2 separate regions of the Homo sapiens genome follow, and region 2 is linked to region 1. Evidence: chromatin contacts called from ENCODE Hi-C or POLR2A ChIA-PET data. All regions are on one chromosome and are shown on one strand. Each heading gives the region's core, a stretch centred on a gene start or an enhancer-like site at or near the end of the contact. The rest is flanking DNA. Distances are from core to core; before and after follow the strand shown. Region 1 overlaps TGFB2 (transforming growth factor beta 2). Region 2 holds the start of IARS2 (isoleucyl-tRNA synthetase 2, mitochondrial).

Region 1 (6,848 bases), core at 4,295-6,794:
TATAACTTGAACCTTAGTCTCTTGAGAATGACCCACCAGGGTGATTGTTTAGAGCCACGTTCCTACCTGTTGTTTCCGGTGAGCAAACTGGAAAGTAACCCTGCCTGGCATGGGGTGTCTGCTGTGTAACCCTCAACACAGTGACAGTGATCTGCTCTGACCGTCCCTGAGCGTGCTAGGTAGCTCAGGGCTTGCAAGTTCATAAATAATTATCTCCACAGCCTATTCTTAGTAGCAACAGATGCTGAGCTTTTCCAGCCTGCTCTCGGGGTCAGTGGTGGGAAAGAGAAGAAAAAAAATGAAAGCATTGTTTTGCACATGGCTGGACATCTGTATTTCTGAATTGCCCTGTTGTGTGTATGATGCAACTGCTGGAGCTGTTTTGCTGAATGTGAACTTTGTCAACCGACTGGAGTCTAAATTGGTTTTGGATCCCTCTGAAATCTAAATGGTCAGACCATATTTTTCTAATATTCAGCTGGATTGTATCTTTGCTCTGAAGTGGAGCTGACTTCGTATGTGTTCACAGTGGCAGCAGGGGTTGCTTCTCTGTTTTCCTGGTCTGTGTTGTTTGTTTTCCCAAGACTGCTGCTTACCTTGTCCATTGTCTATACTCAGGAGACCAGGAAGGTAACTCCCTATGGAACTGTGGCCACTGGGACTTCAAGGATCGTTAACTCTAGTGTTATTGTTAGGAAGAGAGCAGACTGTTTTTCAGAAATGAAACAGGTGAAGCACCAAGAATAGCTAACCTACTAGGTGCACTGGTACCATGGCAAAGACTTGGACTTGGACTTGGGATATCCAAGCACTTAGGTTCTTTGTTGGGAGCTTTGACAGTCAAGGCTGATGTTTCTGTTTGGTAGCTGTAGTGCAGAGGTTCTCAACTTCACTATGTATCAGAATCACCTGGGGAGCACTTAACATATTACTTATATTACTCAGGCCAGAGTCCAACTCCAGAAATTCTGACTCCGTTGGTCTGGAGTGGGACTTTGCATCTTTAGTTTTAGAAAGTTTCCCGGCTGGGCACGGTGGCTCACGCCTGTAATCCCAGCACTTTGGGAGACTGAGGTGGGCGGATCACCTGAGGTCAGGAGTTCAAGACCAGCCTGATCACCATGGACAAACCCCATCTCTACTAAAAATACAAAAAATTAGCTAGGAGTGGTGGCACATGCCTGTAATCCCAGCTACTCGGGAGGCTGAGGTAGGAGAATCGCTTGAATCTGGGAGGCGGAGGTTGTGGTGAGCTGAGATCGCGCCACTGCACTCCACCCTGGGCAAAAAGAGCAAAGCTCCGTCTCAAAAAAAAGTTTCCCAGGAGATTCTAATGTGCAACTGGAGTTGAGAACCTGTATTTTGGAGGCTTACAAAGCTTTTAATAAAACTGTGTGGCTGTGTCTAGATATCCATGTTAGGTTTTGAGTGAATTTCTGCATGAAGAAAAGACATCTATTTGGGTGGTGATGTTGATGGTTGGGGCAGTGGATCCTGTCTTTTATAACAATATGATTAGTAATAATAATATGACTAATATGATTAGTAATATGATTAGTAATAATATGACTAATATGATTAGTAATATGATTAGTTATAATATGATTATATTACTAATCATATTGTTAATAATACTAACTATCAGTTATGGAATAGTTATATTAGGCTCTGGGCTAATCTCCATATTAGCACTATATATAAACACTATTATTATTCTAAATTTTATAAATAAGGAAACTGAGGTGTAGTAACATCACGTGTAATTTCCTCACGATCACACAGCTGTCTGACTCCAAAGCTCATCCTATTCATCACTCCTCCAAGATGATTAATTTCCATTTAAATAAGGAAAATGTGGATTAAAGAATGAGAAGTCTAAAAAGGAGAATCCTCTGAGTGAGAACCATATGCATCTGTATGTGTCAGGGCATCATTCTCTTCTGATAAAAGGAAAAAAAAGACAAGTCTGGATGTGTTTCTTTTTTTCTCTTAAATGCAGTATTTTTTTCCTAAGAACCTGTGAAAGTTCAAGGCAGGCAGTAGAACCCAAGGGCTTGCATACTGGTATTGGAATTAAGCAGTGGCCTCTGAGCTTAGCTCATGCATGCTCTTCATGTTCCTCATTAGAAGAATGAAAATAGCTTCTTATGTGAATCTATATGGAGGATGAGTGTGTGCTTACAGTTATTTTCTTGTCTAGGCTGGGTAATAATTAGAGTGGGCAATATAAACTCCAGTGTTTTCATTTTGTTCCCTGAATAGGACAACTGTTTTGTTGTTGCTTTTGTTGTTGGCAGATTTGTAAATCAGAGTACATACTTCTTACTTAAAGGACTGTGTTAATTCTCTAATGCCTGTTAAAAGATTAGAATAGTACCAGCACCTATCAATAAGCAGGATCCTGGAAATTCCATAGCCAGTTCCTGATAGGCCCCATACTTATGAAGGAATGTTACATTGAGGCATCCAATAAATATTTATTAAATGAGAGAGTGAATGAATTTTTGCACATATGTACCATAACAGAAATAGCACCCCACGTATTGCTAAGGACTTCTTGGGAAAGGAGAGTGATTTTAGTCAATTGCTATGCTCCCAGTTTCTCCACGGGGCCCCCGTGGTCTGCTGACCAACTCCTAATTGCCTACCAGAAGCAGTTCTCTGTACACTAAACATAGCAATATTAGTAGGCTTTTAAAAAATCTTATCATCACAAGCTTCCGTTTATATCTCTCAGCCTTGATGAAAGGAAGCTGACTTTTGCTTTACTCTAAGTAGCATTCTTCATATTACAAGTTAGAAAAAGTTCTGTTGTCCCCAGGGCACATAAGGAACAGGAGAGAAGTTGCTTGCCAGCCCATGTGAAAGATGAGAAGCCCAACTTGGATTCATTCATGTCCCCTGCTACAGGGACACCTGGATGAGACCCTGCTCCCTCTGTGAGTTCAAACTGCTGTCACTGGAGTTATAAAGGGACATTTAGGCTTGTGTTCTTGGGTCTGTAGCCAGACAGCACAAGTATTTTTAGGGCTCTTTTTGTCTCAATCTGATTTCTGCTTGAAACTTTAACACATGCAGGCTTCACTGAAATACTTTTAAACTACTCTCTGGGCAGTGTAGGAGGGGTTGGATTAGTACTACAGCCTTTAAACAGTTCAAAAAAAGATTTTTTTTTATTGCTAAATATCCAACAGGCTGAACGGAGGAAATTCAAGTCTAACCCTGGAGGGACCCCTGTTTAGTCATCTGTCTAGACAGACGAGTTCATATAATGGGCCTCTATGTTTCTTTTGCTTTGTATAACAGACGGTGGTCCCTTCCTTTAAACTTTGTGAAGATGTCAACCTTTGGTTTTTTTTATCCCAACCTGCTGTTGATAAGCCAAGAAAGTGACTCACACATGAGCCAACAATAACTCTTGAGTGTGACAATTAGTCTTACAATTGAGTAGCAAGAAAATATAGGATTTGCATACAGGGGACCTGGGTAAAATCCTGACTGTGTAACATCGAGAAAGTCAGTTACCCTTTCTGAACTTTTTTTTTTTTCCTAAAATGAGAGTTAATTAAAAAAAAAAAACCCAACATTATTTCTTAATGGTTCTTCAAAAGAAGAAATTATCTAACACAGAAAAATGTTTTTCACATGGTAGAGGCTGAGTAAATTGTCATTCATTCAATCAATCATTTTAAGGTGATCATTGAAGACTTTAGCATTTTTGCTTTCTTATTCTGAAAACCATAGAAAAACTAGAAATTCTAGCCCATATTTTAAATCTCATGTCAGCATACATTGAGAACAGCGAGTGCTTTTTTTTCAGTCTAGAAAAGAAGAAAAGTGGTACCAATTTCTGTGAGAGGAAGATAATATTGGAGATAGTATTTTAAAATACGGGATATTGAGGGAGGAGGGAGAGCATCAGGAGGAATAGCTAATGGATGCTGGCCTTAATACCTAGGTGATGGGATGATCTGTGCAACAAACCACCATGGCACGTTTACCTATGTAACAAACCTTCACATCCTGCATATGTACCCCTGAACTTAAGAAGTTGAAGAAAAAATATGGGATATCTATAATTTATATTCATAAGTTGAATGTATAGAATCAAAGGGAGGATTGGTGGTTGCCAGGGGCTGTAGCGAAGGGGAAATGAGGAGTTACTAATAAATGGGCCTAAAGTTTCAGTTGAGCAAGATGAATAAGATCTAGAGAGCTGCTGCACAACGTCGTACCCACAGTCAACAATAATAGATTGCACACTTAAAAATGTGGTAAGTGCGTACATCTCCCGTTAAGTGTTCTTACACAATAGAATTTAAAATATTGTTAGAAGTGAATAAGGCAGAATGACATTCTTTATCTTGTTAGGAGGGCTGGAAGCTCAGACCTTGCATGAAAGGACAATGTGTGTTAGTAATGATTTCTACAACCAGGCGGAACATCAGCCACCTCAATTCCTTGTCATTTCACTTTAAGCTCTGCCTGGATGGTTCCTGAAAACCATGACCTACAAAATTTTGTTTTATTCTATTTAATTCAGTTATAATTCACCAAGCATATACTGCCTTAAGAATTTGGTGCCTGAATTATGCAGATGAATAAAAAATGAGATAGGTAGGGATGAGTCCCTCTTGGAAGAGGCATCACCAACAGCTCAGAGAGTACTAGGACCATACAACCTAGGTTTAAGTGGAGGCCTTACTGTTTCCAGTTCCATAGCACCGGGCAAGTTCCCTCTTTAAGCCTCAGTTTCTTATCCCCCACCTAAGTGGGATGAATCCAGATGTGTACCTGACAGCTGATGTGCTCCCAGTAGCTAGTAACATTGCTTTTGCTGTTATGCTTATTCTTTTTATTGTTATTACTATATTATCCCTGCCCTCAAGTAGCTTATAGCCTATTTGTGGAGACCCATTTGTACACACTACCCTGCACAAAGCAGAAAAATTAAAAAACTGCTGAATGACATTTACAAGCAAAGTTCAATCCAAACACATAGGAAGATGGTTGGTTAATGAAACCAGCTTTGTTTGTTTTGAGACACGGTCTTGCTCTGTTGCCCAGGCTGGAGTGCAGTGGTGTAATGATAGCTCACTGCAGCCTTGACCTCCTGGGCTCAAGTGACTCTCCCACCTCAGCCTAGGAGGTTAGCTGGGACTACAGATGATGCCACCACACCTGGCTAATTTAAAAAAAAAAATTTTTATAGAGATGAGGTCTCACTTTGTTGCCCGGGCTGGTCTCAGACTCCTGGGCTCAAGGGATCCTCCTAAAGTGCTGGGATTACAGGCGTGAGCCACTGTGCCCAGCTGAAACCAACTTTTAGGAGAAGCAGTCCCTACCATGCCTAGAACAACGTGTATTTCTTAAGTGCTTAGCCACAGCCTTAAAGTGAAAGGGAAATAGAAAAATCAGCCTCCTCTTTAGCTGGTACAGGACAGAAGCAAAACATAGATATCTATGTTGATAGCATAACTTTTCACATTTTGTAGTATAGTTCATGACATTCTCAGACACTGAAATTCCATTGGAACCCAGTGCTTTACGTGGCTTTGAATATGGTATGTGTGAGTCATGTCTCTTTCAATACAACTGCAATCAATAAAAACCCCAGTAAAATGTGGTTAACCACAAGGGCATCCCTCCCCACCAGCTCCACCCCCAAATCAGCACTATGATTCATTCAATGTAGTCCTCCTCCCCCTAATGTATTTTACATTGGGAGATACTTATGCTTCCTCAGCACAAAAATCAGAAATCCTACTCTTCTGCTGGTCGCCTGCCCCTATGTTGTGCCGTCTTGCCCCACCCCCGACCCCTGGGAAGTCCAGTCGTGGCCTATACCCTGGGTAGCTGTGGCTGGGGAGAAACTCTGCCCAGTTTCATGCAGAAGCAGGACAGATGCTTCCAAAGGATGCAGTCTGAGGTCCCAGAAGACCTTACTGAGAAAAAAGTCTTTTCTTCTTTCTTACTAATATAACCCCAGCATCCATCTTCCTGTGTCTTCCTTAAATTGAATCCTGAGATGAGGCTTCCCATTTGCCACCACCTCCTTCGTTTTAATTCATTACATATATTATAGTGTGTTTGTTTGTTTGTTTGTTTGTTTGTTTGTTTTTGATACAGAGCCTTGCTCTGTTTCCCAGGCTGGAGTGCAGTGGTGCCATCTTGGCTCACTGCAACCGCCGCCTCCCGGGTTCAAGCAATTCTCCTGCCTTAGTCTCCTGAGTAGCTGGGATTACAGGCCCCTGTCACTATGCCTGGCTAATTTTGGATTTATTTATTTATTTATTTATTTATTTATTTATTTATTTAAGATGGAGTCTTGCTCTGTCGCACCAGGCACTCTATGAGTGCAATGGTGCGATCTTAGCTCACTGCAACCTCCGCCTCCCGGGTTCATGTGATTCTCCTGCCTCAGCCTCTCGAGTAGTTGGGATTACAGGCGCCCGCCACTGCGCCCAGGTAATTTTTGCATTTTTAGTAGAGACGGGGTTTCGCCATGTTGGCCAGGCTGGTTTCGAAGTCCTGACCTCAGGTGATCCGCCCGCCTCGGCCTCCCAAAGTGCTGGGATTACAGGCGTGAGCTACTGCACCCGGCCATTTTTTGGGTATTTTTAGTAGAGACGAGGTTTCACCATGTTGGCCAGGCTAGTCTCGAACTTCTGACCTCAAGTGCTCCTCCCCCCTCGGCCTCCCAAAGTGCTGGGATTATAGATGTGAGCCACCGTGCCCAGCCTGTTCATTTTGCTGTTGAGACAGAGTCTCACTCTGCCACCCAGTCTGGGGTGCAGGGACCATAGCTCACTGCAGCCTGGAACTCCTGGCCCCAAAGGATCCTTCCG
Region 2 (6,014 bases), core at 582-3,081, 1.7 Mb after region 1:
ATTAGCTGTTTCCACTTCTGTGTCTCTGAGTTGACTGTTCATTTCTTTTGCTTTATTATTATTATTTTGAGACAGGCTCTCACTGTGTTGCCCAGGCAGGAGTGTAGTGGTGTAATCATGGCCCACTTGCAGCCTTGACTTCCTGGGCTAAAGCGATCCTCCCACCACAGCCTCCAAAGCAGCTGGGACCACAAGCACATGCCACTACATCCAGCTAATTTTAAAAATTATTTCAGAGATAGGGGTCTCCCTATGTTGCCCAGGGTTGTCTCAAACTCCTGGGCTCAAGTGATATTTCCACTTCAGCCTCCTAAGGTGCTGGGATTATAGGCATGAGCTACTGTGTCCAGCTTCTTTTATCCTTTTTTTTTTTTAAATTGGGTTGTTTACATTTGTTTTTTTGATCTGTAGCAGCTCTTTATGCATTTTGTGTATTATTATTTTTTAATGTGTAGCAAATGTTTTCTTCCACAGTATAGTGTAGGAAAGACAACATAACATGGTGGCTATGCACACACACTGGAATCTAACTGCCTGGGTTTGAATTCCAGCTGTGCTACTTAGTTGTATCATCTTGAGCAAGTTACATAATTCTATGTGCCTCAGTTTCCTTAGCTGTGAAATGGAAATACTCATAGTTCCTATCTCACAGGTTTTTTTGGTATGCTGTGTCTTCACCTCATCTGGTTTTGAAGATTAAGTGAATTAATTCAGGTACAGAGCTGGAGTCATTGATTGGTGAAAGGCTGACATTGAGTGCTTTCTGTTTGTCACTTGGTTTCTCACTTTCCGGTATCTTTTTTTGGTATATATATGTTTTCATACTTGTAGAAAATCTGTCCTTCTTATTTATGTGAACCAAATGTTCTGGATGTTGTGTTTTATGATTAGGAAGGCTATTCCCAAGTTGTATACTCAACAATGAAATGGTAACAATTGTGAACTATTATGAACTGGACAACCAAATAGAGCAGAATCTGTCAGAAACAGGAGCAGAAGTTGCTATATATACCATACTATTCTATGAGTGGGATATAACAGGGATTTCAGAGAATCTTAAAAAAAGGTTAGATTGTTTTATAATATTGTTAAAATCTATGGGAAGTCATTGATTTGGACTGAGCTCCTGCACTAGGCTGTTTACTTGTAAGGTCTGCGTTCCAGGAAATCAGGAGAGATGATAGCCAAATCCATTAAGCCAAATGGCGTCTGCTTTTCGTTCCCTGTTTCTGCCTTCTTCAACCTTTTCTGCCTATAAACCTCACCCTGCCCCCACAGCTCATCAGAGATCCTTTCTATTTTGTAGAAAGGTTTAGGAATATTTAATAATAGCCAATTAGATCTTTAAAACTCGATTTGCTGAAATTTTATTATTTTACAATATTTTCACTGAACTTGTGCTGCCCACAGTCGTAGTCATTACCCAAGTGTGCCTGTTGAGGCCTTGCCATGAGTTTAGCCCAGATTGAGATGTGCAGTATGTGCAAAGTACATGTCAAATTTCAAAGGCTTCGTATGAAGAGAATATGTAAAATATCTTACTTTTTATTGGCTACATGTTAAAGTGATACAATCATAGCTATGTTGTGTTAAAGTAAAAAAAAAAAAATATATATATATATATATTTAAAAAGCAGGGCACAGCGATTGGACTATGAGCCCCACCTTTCCCCGCCCCCGTGAATCTGAGCCCGCCCCCCGGCGGCTGCAGGGAGGACCCGGAGGTGGCTCAGCCTCCGCGGACTCCGGGAAGGCGGTGCCCACCGCCCCGCCCCCACTACCCGCCGCTCCCTCCCCGCCCCTTCCGCTCCCGGAGCGCGTGCGCCCTCTTACTCGGCTCCCCTTGGTTTCCTGGGGTCCTGCCCCTTCAAGCTGGGGCGGGAGCGGAGGACCCCGCTCTCAGGGGTTGCCGGACCATGCGTTGGGGGCTGCGCCCTCGCGGGCCGGGCGCGGCCGCCCTGGCCACTGCCCGAAGTTTGTGGGGGACGCCCCGCCTTCCCTGCAGCCCGGGATGGCAAGGGGCGACGAAGAGGCTTCTGGTGCGGTCGGTCTCCGGGGCCAGTAACCACCAGCCGAACTCGAATAGTGGCAGATACCGGGACACGGTGCTGCTGCCGCAGACGAGCTTCCCCATGAAGCTGCTGGGCCGCCAGCAGCCGGACACGGAGCTGGAGATCCAGCAGGTACGGGCCCCGCCTCGGCGCGGGGCCTCCAGAGAGGCCCGATCCGGCCGCGGGCACCGGGCGCTCGCAGGCGCCACACCTCTAGGCTCCACGCCGGTGCGGGTGGGCGGGGGTGTGACCAGATTGGTGGAATTCGTCTGCTTCGCACAGATTTTGTGGGCTGAAAACCTAAGTGAAGAAATCTCTAGATGAGCCCCTCCTTTGTACCAGGTTCTGGAGCGGGACATTAAGGGGTCACTAGCGATGCCCAGTTACCAGCATGTATCGCACGTATGTCCCATGTCTACCGTAGGCAAAACAGATAGACTTTGGGCACTTTTCCAATGCCTTGTAAAAAGTAAATTCACATGTCCACATGTAAATAAAAACCCAGGCTGGGCGCAGTGGCTCACGCCTGTAATCCCAGAACTTTGAAAGGCCAAGGCGGGAGAATCGCTTGAGCCAAGAGTTCGAGACCATATTGGCTAGTCACCCCCACCCCCCCGTCCTTAAAAAAAACCTTAAAAACCTCAATTATGATGAATGAAGGGGAAGTTGAAGCCCACTTCTTGGATCTTTTAGATCCCTAGTTGGAATTATGACTCGTTTGAAGTCGCCCAGGCTGGAGTGCAATGGCGCGATCTCAGCTCACTACAACTTCCGCCTCCCAGGCTCAGGCAATTCTCCTGCCTTAGCCTCCCCAGTTGCTGGGATTACAGGTGCGCACCACCACGCCCGGCTAATTTTTATATTTTTAGTAGAGATGGAGTTTCACCATGTTGGCCAGGGTGGTCTCTAACTCCTGACCTCAAGTGATCTTCCCGCCTCGGCCTCCCAAAGTGCTGGGATTACAGGCCTGAGCCACTACGCCCAGCCTAGTCTGAACTTTCTAAGAGCAGAGATTCCTCTTTAGCTTCTGTAATTCTAGTCTTTAAAAATCCCTGATATTCTTGGAATATTGGTTAAGTAAATATACTTAGCCTAAATATTCTGACAGTTATAAGAGTTCATCTAATTTTTTAAAGGTTTTTTAGTCAATACCTTCTGTATGCCAGAAAGAGTGACAGTTTCAAATGTTTCCTCGTTTAATCTTCACACCAGCCCTGTAAGATGGATATTAACACTTTTTTTTTTCAGATAAGAAAGCAGGCCCGTAAGTGCACAGTAACCTGGACAAAATCATACAGCAAGTGAGGGAAGGGAAGTGACTTAGACTGCCATGCATGTTGTTCCCAGATTTGGGGAATGGCAAGCATTGCCGCCAAAGAATAGCAAGAATATGTGTGTCGGGAATCTGCAGGTCCTTCAACATGTCGGGGGTGAGGAGTGAAGCATGGGGAGTGATGAAAGAATGCCCGAGAACTTAGTGGCACTAAACCTTTGTAGGGTGCTGCATATCATATAAAGAGTTTAGACTTCAATCTGAGGTGTATGGGGACATTACTGAAAGATTTTAAGAGATGCGTACTTTGACACGCATTTCAGAAACCTCACCTTGTATTTCAGAGTTGAGTAGATTGGAATGGAATAGATTGGAATGTAATTGGAATGGAAATAAGCAAGTGTTGGCTGTTATTTATGGTTAGACTCAGGAGTATGTATTTATATGATGTTTAGATATCTTTTTTTTTTTTAAAACAGAAATGTGGATTTTCAGAACTTTATTCATGGCAAAGAGAAAGAAAAGTAAAGACAGAATTTTGCCTTCATGATGGACCTCCTTATGCAAACGGTGACCCTCATGTTGGACATGCTTTAAATAAGGTAACTATAATTTAGGTTATGACACTTGAAAGAAAGTGTTTATGTAAATACTCTTTATAAATGTGTATTCTAATTATATGATAATTATGTAAATTTAGATTTGCACATAAAACTAAAACATTTTCATAGAAAGCAATATACAATTTTAGTACTGCATAAAAAAAATTGCTGCTATTTGCTTTGAGCTTAACGTTATATTAGTAAACATCATCTTATTCAGTGCATAATTATCGGGCGAGGCATTGTTCTAGAATCTGGGAATAGCAGTGGACAAAAAAAAGGTATGTCTTGGCCGGGCAGTATGGCTCATGCCTGTAATCAGTGCTTGGCCCACAGATATCAATAATTCATTATTTTTAAAATGCTTAGTAGAATTTCATTGAGAGAATATGTTAATACTACAATCTGTTCACTCATTTTTCAGTTCTTTATTTTTTGTAGATTTCAGTGGAAATTTTGGGGAGGAAGTGGGCTTAGGCATCTGTAGTTTCAAAACCAGGAATTTGGTCACTGAATGGGTCAATAGTGCTATTAAAGAGACCAGGCGCAGTGGCTCACGCCTGTAATCCCAGCCCTTTGGGAGGCCGAGGCAAGCGGATCACGAGGTCAGGAGATCGAGACCATCCTGGCTAACACGGTGAAACCCCGTCTCTACTAAAAATACAAAAAATTAGCCACGCATGGTGGCGGGAGCCTATAGTCCCAGCTACTCGGGAGGCTGAGGCAGGAGAATGCCGTGAACCCGGGAGGCGGAGCTTGCAGTGAGCCGAGATCGCGCCACTGCACTCCAGCCTGGGCAACAGAGCAAGATTCCGTCTCAAAAAAAAAAAAAAATCATGTTTTGTGATATAAATACAGAATAAAACTCTATTATTTCAAACCCTTTTGCAAGGAATGGAAGAGCCAACATTAACTGGATTAAGCAAAGAGAGAGAATTTACTGGCTTTTTTACTGTAGAGTCCAGATAGTTTTAGCCACCTGCATAGCTGGATCAGGAATTCACATAAAATTAAGAATTGGTTTCTGTCTCTCACTCTTTGCTACTTTAGTGACTGCCCCACCCCAGACCCCCAGCACATTTCCCAGTAGTTTCAGGCTTACATAATTCCACCTTCTCTTTCCCAACAGTTCTTTTTTCTTTTTTTTTTTTTTTTGAGACAGAGTCTTGTACTGTCGCCCGGACTGGAGTGCAGTGGTGCAATCTTGGCTCACTGCAATCTCCGCTTCCCGGGTTCAAGCGATTCTCCTGCCTCAGCCTCCCAAGTAGATGGGACTACAGGCGCCTGCCACCACGCCCGGCTAATTTTTTGTATTTTTAGTAGAGAGGGGGTTTCACTGTGTTAGCCAGGATGGTCTCGATCTCCTGACCTCGTGATCTGCCCGCCTCTGCCTCCCAAAGTGCTGGGATTACAGGCGTGAGCCACCACGTCTGGCCCCCAATAATTCTTATAAAAGTCCTGGAATTGAATCTCATTGGCCTGATTTGGGTCGCACATCTATTTCTGAATCAGTCATTGCAGACTTGGGGATAGAATATGTTAATGGCTACAGTGGATCACGTGTTCACTCTTGGAGCTGCAGCAGAGGGAGCCAGCTCCATGTGGATTGAGGACAAAGGAATAATTCCATAAAAAACAGTGGCATCTTTTGTTGTTGTTGTTCTTTGAGACAGAGTCTCACGCTGTCACCCAGGCTGGAGTGCAGTGGCGCAGTCTCGGCTCACTGCAAGCTCCGTCTCCCGGGTTCACGCCATTCTCCTGCCTCAGTCTCCCGAGTAGCTGGGACCACAGGTGCCTGCCACCATGCCCAGCTAATTTTTTGTATTATTAGTATTATTTTTTAGTAGAGACGTGGTTTCACCATGTTAGCCAGGATGGTCTCCATCTCCTGACCTCATGATCCACCCGCCTCGGCCTCCCAAAGTGCTGGGATTACAGGCGTGAGCCACTGCACCCGGCCAAAACAGTGGCATCTTACAAAACTATCTCTCACATGAAGAGAAACCTTCTTGAAGCCCTTAGCAAAGAGCATGGGCACTTTGGAACTAGGGAAGGACCAATTCTTGCTCTTCCTCACACATGCTAATT

What was found. Hi-C counts contacts between places; a loop is a spot of excess contacts on that map. ChIA-PET counts read pairs that join two places held with the same protein, here RNA polymerase II (POLR2A). Pooled maps may share reads with other maps.
Region 2: a loop to region 1 is called in a pooled map, with 6 times the contacts of the local background. The contact joins the promoter of IARS2 here to the enhancer-like site in region 1. A Hi-C loop is called at or near these places in 2 of 50 pooled maps. POLR2A ChIA-PET finds 5 or more read pairs at or near these places in 2 of 52 experiments (Panc1 and WTC11).

What each region holds. Positions count from the first base shown.
Region 1 is chr1:218,371,872-218,378,719 of GRCh38, forward strand. The region is part of intron 1 of TGFB2 (transforming growth factor beta 2); the gene reads left to right. Among named protein-coding and RNA genes, the nearest start is that of TGFB2-AS1, 30 kb to the left of the region's middle. Within about 2 kb of position 5,545, at least 5 of the 41 ENCODE cell types and tissues checked have a DNase peak (open chromatin) inside an H3K27ac peak, as active enhancers do; they include Panc1, where a contact is called at or near this core.
Region 2 is chr1:220,092,301-220,098,314 of GRCh38, forward strand. IARS2 (isoleucyl-tRNA synthetase 2, mitochondrial) reads left to right here and starts at 1,832. Exons shown (of 23, transcript NM_018060.4): 1 at 1,832-2,183; 2 at 3,804-3,926. The coding sequence starts at 1,917. RefSeq lists silencers at 1,622-1,701, 1,722-2,051 and an enhancer at 2,061-2,560.